Linked DNA regions of Homo sapiens: region 2 is linked to region 1. A link is an interaction called in ENCODE POLR2A ChIA-PET data of the cell type or tissue named here. Cell type or tissue: Panc1. All regions are shown on one strand. Each heading gives the region's core, and the rest is flanking DNA. Links, peaks and the distances in the headings are about the cores only. Region 1 has its middle 38 kb from the start of BCO1. Region 2 overlaps CMIP (c-Maf inducing protein).

What was found. Peaks named below come from ENCODE experiments on the same cell type or tissue, not always from the same donor. Only the 100,000 strongest peaks of a DNase experiment are listed, where the experiment ranks them.
Region 2: POLR2A ChIA-PET joins it to region 1 with 13 read pairs; 2 of 35 experiments call an interaction of 5 or more read pairs at or near these places.

Annotation. Positions count from the first base shown.
Region 1 is chr16:81,199,554-81,202,362 of GRCh38, forward strand. It overlaps the pseudogene PKD1L2. Among named protein-coding and RNA genes, the nearest start is that of BCO1, 38 kb to the right of the region's middle. In Panc1, for the core only: no CTCF peak of the experiment used is centred there; no DNase peak of the experiment used is centred there.
Region 2 is chr16:81,451,869-81,454,677 of GRCh38, forward strand. All of the region lies in intron 1 of CMIP (c-Maf inducing protein), which reads left to right. Among named protein-coding and RNA genes, the nearest start is that of CMIP, 8.5 kb to the left of the region's middle. RefSeq lists an enhancer at 1-206. In Panc1, for the core only: no CTCF peak of the experiment used is centred there; no DNase peak of the experiment used is centred there; H3K27ac peaks cover 1,263 bases.

The DNA.
Region 1 (2,809 bases), core at 186-2,685:
CCCGGCCGTGATTTTGTCATCTGGGGGTCCGCTCTGTTCATTTGCATATTCTAACTTATTTATACTATACATGTCTTACCCGAGAACCTAAATATTTGTAATTAAAAAATTACCACATTTAGTTGCCAGGGATGTCCTGGTCGGGGGAGGAGGAGGAGGACTAAAAGGGAGCATTTCTTAAGGGTGGGGGCTGATTTTTATGCATGAGAATTAGCTTTGGGTCTTGTTTTAAGCAGGAGCAAGTAAAGCCATTCCTTCATCCTACACTGGTGACCGCCCAGAACCCTGCAAACCAACATGAGAACTCAGCCCGTTCACGGGAAGATGGGGGCTCCCTTGCAGGTTGCAGATGGTTGTTCTTACTGGATGATAAATATTGCGGTTGACTCTTAAAATCTGACTTAAATCAACAAATTAGGATTCCTTCCAATAAAAACCAAGCTAGCGTAGTTCTCATCTGGGTGATGATGATGATAACTACGATATAAGCCCCATGAGAATGGGAACCCTGACTTTCATATTTACTGCTGCCTCGCCCACACCCGGCAGAGTAGTAGGCACTCAATTATATTAGTAGGATGAGTAAATAAATGAAGGATTATTTTGTTTCCTCAGGGGAACATATGAGCCCTCTTCATCCAACAAACATGCAAGAACAGAAGGGGTTTCCTGAGGGCTGTGTTAAAGCCCCATTATGACTTCCACAGCTATTGCTATGAGAGGGCTCCAGGTGGGATGTGAGGTCAAACCGAGCCACCTGCTCATTGCACTAGCTCTCTGCTGCCCTGTTTACATCAACAGGCCTCTATTCTAATCTCAAACTGGTCCTGGGCTTCAGGAAAAACGCTGCCCTGGGTGAGGATGAGTCTTAGCCAGGAGAGTCTCTATTGAGAGAAAGGATGATAATTTAAAATATTTAACAACCAGCACAGCATGGGCGCCAACCAATTAGAATGGATGCTCTGATAAATCAGAATAGACACTGCGACCAACAAATAGATGCCATGACCAATCAGAATAGATGCTGTGACCAATCAGAATGGACACCCTGACCCATCAAAATAGACATGACAACCAATCAGAGCAGTCTCTGTGACCGATTAGAAAACACAGGCTGGGCGCGGTGGCTCATGCCTGTAATCCCAGCACTTTGGGAGTCCGAGGCGGGTGGATCATGAGGTCAGGAGTTCAAGACCAGCCTGGCCAATATGGTGAAACCCTGTCTCTACTAAAAATACAAAAATTAGCTGGGTGTGGTGGTGGGCGCCTGTAATCCCAGCTACTTGGGAGGCTGAGGCAGGAGAATCGCTTGAATCCAGGAGGCGGAGGTTGCACTGAGCTAAGATCATGCCATTGCACTCCATCCTGGGACACAGCGAGACTCCATCTCAAAAAAAAAAAAAAAAAAAAAGGAAAACACACTGTGGGCAGGCACAGTGGCTCATGCCTGTAATCCCAACATTTTGGGAGGCCGAGGTGGGCAGGTTACCTGATGTCAGGAGTTCAAGACCAGCCTGGCCAACATGGCGAAATCCCATCCCTACTAAAATAGAAAAAAATAAAAAATTAACCTGGCATGGTGGCACGCACCTGTAGTCCCAGCTACCCAGGAGGCTGAAGCACGAGAATCACTGGAACCCGGGTGGTGGAAGTTGCAGTGAGCTGAGATCGCACCACTGCACTCCAGCCTGGATGACAGAGCAAGACTCTGTCTCAAAAAAAAAGAAAAGACACTGTGACCGATCAGAATGGACATGACAATCAATCAGAGCAGTCTCTGTGACCAATCAGAAAACACCCTGTGACCAATGAGAATGGACCTCAGCCATAACAGTTGGCATGGCTATACCAGTGGGTGCAGCTGAATACTGGCCTTGGCCAGGGGCAACTTGATTGTGCCAAGCTAGTCGATGCTGGCTGTACTGAGATGGGCTCAGGCCCAGTTGGTAGCAGTCCCAGTGCCACCTCATCCTAGTTAAATTCCCAAAAGGAAGTGACTCGGAAGTTCGGTTCTACAGGGATGCAAAGAAGGGCCTTTGGAAGGCTAGGAGCACTCACTACCTTACTAGCCTTCTGACTCTGGGCAAATGTTTTAACCTTTCTGTGTCTTCATTTCTTCATCTGTAACATGAAGATAATACTACTATGTAATGAGTAGACAAGTTTATGCAAAGCACTTAGAACAGTGCCTGGCACACACTAGGTGCTAAATAAATGAATAAATGATAGTTTAAAAATGAACTCGGTCAGGTGTGGTGGCTCACACCTATAATCCCAGCACCTTGGGAGGCCAAGCTAGGTGGATCATCTGAGGTCAGGAGTTTGAGACCAGCCTGACCAACATGGTGAAACCCTGTCTCTACTAAATACAAAAAATTAGCCAGGTGTGGTGGTGCATGCTTGTAATCCCAGCTACTTGGGAGGCTGAGGCAGGGGAATCACTTGAACCCAGGCGGTATAGGTTGCAGTGAGCTGAGATTGTGCCGTTGCACTCCACCTGGGCAACCAGAGCAAAACTCCATCTCAAAAAAAAAGAACTCAGTAGGTGATCCTTGTTACTATTTATTTACTTTTTTTTGAAACAGGGTCTCACTCTGTTGTCCTGGCTGGCATGCAGTAGCATGATCTCAGCTCACTACAGCCTCGACCTCCCGGGTTCAAGCCATACTCCCACCTCAGCCACCCAAGTAGCTGCAACTACAGGCATGTGCAACCATACCTGACTAATTTTTGTACTTTTTGTACAAATGGGGTCTCACCCTGTTGCCCAGGCTTGTCCCGAACTTCTGGGCTCAAGCGATGCGCCCGC
Region 2 (2,809 bases), core at 32-2,531, 250 kb after region 1:
GTGAGAGTTTCTCTTCCTTGCTCCTGGCTCTGGTGATGAACCACCCAGTGTATTCAACAGGCACCGAGGGAGACTGTGCGCATTTTGAAAGGAAGCTTCGCTTACATCAGCAGAGCCCTAACCGAAGGGTGATGAGACGTGCGTGTGGGGGAGGTGTTTGCTGTGTGTATTGAGGCAAAGGAGATGGCAGAGAAAATATTTCTGGTGCTGAAATTGGTTCCTGACTTCAGTAGCCATTTCGTTACCCCTCCCATGTGCACAGCGCTCGTCCTGGCATTTGGGGTGTGCAGTGAGGCCACAGGAAGAGAACACGGCAGACCCAGTGGAGTAGGGGAGTGAGGACCTGGACTTTGAAATCAGACAGGGGAGCTTGAATCCTGCCTCTGCAGTGTCCCAGGTGGTGACCTTGGGCAGGTCCCCTAGCCTGTGTCCTTATCTGTAAAGCGAGGATCAGAGAAACTTCCTCTTAGCATTGATGTCAGGGTAAATGAGGTGAGGCCTGGCGGTGCTTTCATGCCTCCATTCAGCAGTTAAGTGTCACCGTTCTAGGCACTCGGAAGAAAACAGGAGCCTGCCCTCGTGGAGCCTGTGTTGGTGGGAGTGGACAAACAACTAAGTTAAGAGCAAGTAATTATAAAATCCGATGACAGGGATCGTGGAGAAAAGCAAGCAGGGTGGGGCGAGTGGTGGGCTGCTTTGTACATAGTGGTCAGGGAAGCGGGTGATAGGACTTCCAGGGGGAAGAGCGTTCCAGGTAGAGGGAACAGCAATTGCAAAGGCCCTGAGGGAGGAGATCATCTGTGGAAATCACCCAGTAAAGTGGCTTGCACCTGGTACATGTTCTATGATTGTCAGTTTCCTTCCTCCTGCTCTGTGGAGCTGTTATTATCTGTTTAAAAAATTAATGAGTATGTAGAATGTGCGAGGTGATGGACACACAGGCAGCTCCTTGCCCCGTAAAGCTTCCATTCTTTTGCTTCTGTTGTGTGTTTTTTCTTTTGTTTTTTTTTTGTTTTGTTTTTTTTTTTTTTTTTTTGCAAACCTGGCTGCCTCCCAATAAATAGTGAAGAATAGCCCTGGTAGCAGTGCCTTAAGAGATTCTTAAATGACAAAGCCCAGCAGAACTTTGAAAACGCAACTCCCTTTGTCCATAACTACACTCTAAGGATCCTAGGATCTAGAACACACTAGTGCTCTGATTCACCTCTGGTTTTGCCAGCGAGGAAGGGGTGAGGGGAAGTGTGTCGGCAAAGACCCTTGCAGCTGGCTCAGCAGCCCACCTGGGATTCAAACCCAGACTCCTGCCTTCCCATGGCATCCTTTGTTCGTGGCTCTACTGCTTTCAAGCTACTGTCAGAAATGGTAGGGTGGACGGAGCGACTAAACTGATTGTGCTGGGCGAACTCTTTTTGGAGGGAAGCACGTGGTCTGGATCGTCTGGTCCCTGGTGGATATAGGATTTGAGTGTATGGAATCAAACAGCCATCTGGGTGCTTCCCTTGGGCTGGGCTGGCTGCATCCAGCTCAGGTGGGGTCATATGGAGAAGGAAGATCACACCGGGACTGCTGCTAGCTTCTCTGGGTGTCCTGGGCCAGTGCCAGTTTCCTTAGAGGTCCAGGATATCTGAAAATTGGAGCACACAGTCTGAGCAGACCCAGGCCTGGCTCTCCTCCCTCGCATGTTGGCTCCCTGTGTGGACTAGGTGACCCTGTTTACCAACACACACACCGGTGCGAGGCTCTGCAGGGAAGGAGAGCCACGGGTATGGAAGGGGCTGTGTGTTCCCCAGGCAGGCTAGCTGCCGTAACACGCAGCCCTGGCATCTGGGTGGCTTCATGCAGCCCAGTTCTTGCAGTCCTGCAGGGGTCTCCCGAGGGTTCTGCCCCCTCTTTTTCTTGTGAAATGGGTCTGCCCTCCCCTAGGTCCTTCATTGTCAGGGGGATGGGGAAAGAGTGAGCACCACAGCCAAGCCGTTTGTAGATCTGGCCGCTTGGTTGGCTAGAACTCAGACACACGGCCACACGGAGTGCAGGGGAAGACTTGGGAACATGGTTTACATGTGCGTCTGGGAGGAAGAGGAGAGCATGGAAGCGATGACTACTCCCACCCCAGCATCCTTGGGATGCAGCAGCAGATCTTGAGGTCTCCAGGGTGCCAAGAGCAGAGCTGCTTCCCTAGAAAGGAAATTCACATGACCGTGATCTCATCTGGTTCCTGGGTTTGAGGTTGGGGGCATTTCGGCCAAGCTTGCAGTCTTCTCTGGTGGGGAATAAAGTAGGGTGAGCAAATCCGTTGTAAGAGATGGACCTATATGTTCCTGGTTGCAACGATATTTATCGTATCCCTACTGTGTGCCGGGCACAGTGCTCATTTAATTTTCACAACAATCCTGTGGGGTAGGTGTTTATTCCCATTTTACAGATGCTCTAATGGAGTCTCAGATAAAGAGAGCTGGGAGGAAGTAGAGTTTAGTGTCAAAGCCAGGTCTGACCCCGTGTCTGTGTGGGTCCATCAATGTATATGCACCTGGTAGATGCACATGAAACTATTTCAGCCTCCTGCAGAAACATCTTAGGTAGAAATAAGTGAGCTTTTCAGTTTAGTGTTTGCCAAGGTTGGCGGACATTCCTTTGTGATTTTGTCAAAAAAGTTAAGGGAACCGATGTGGGAAATTGAATGCCAGCTATTCGTAAAGGGTAAGCATTAGGTGTATAACTTGAACACCATATATTATTTGTGCAAATTGAGTGTTCTGGGGCACTGTTCTTGCATAGTGAGTGCTCTCAGGCATGGCACTTGGAAAGTCAG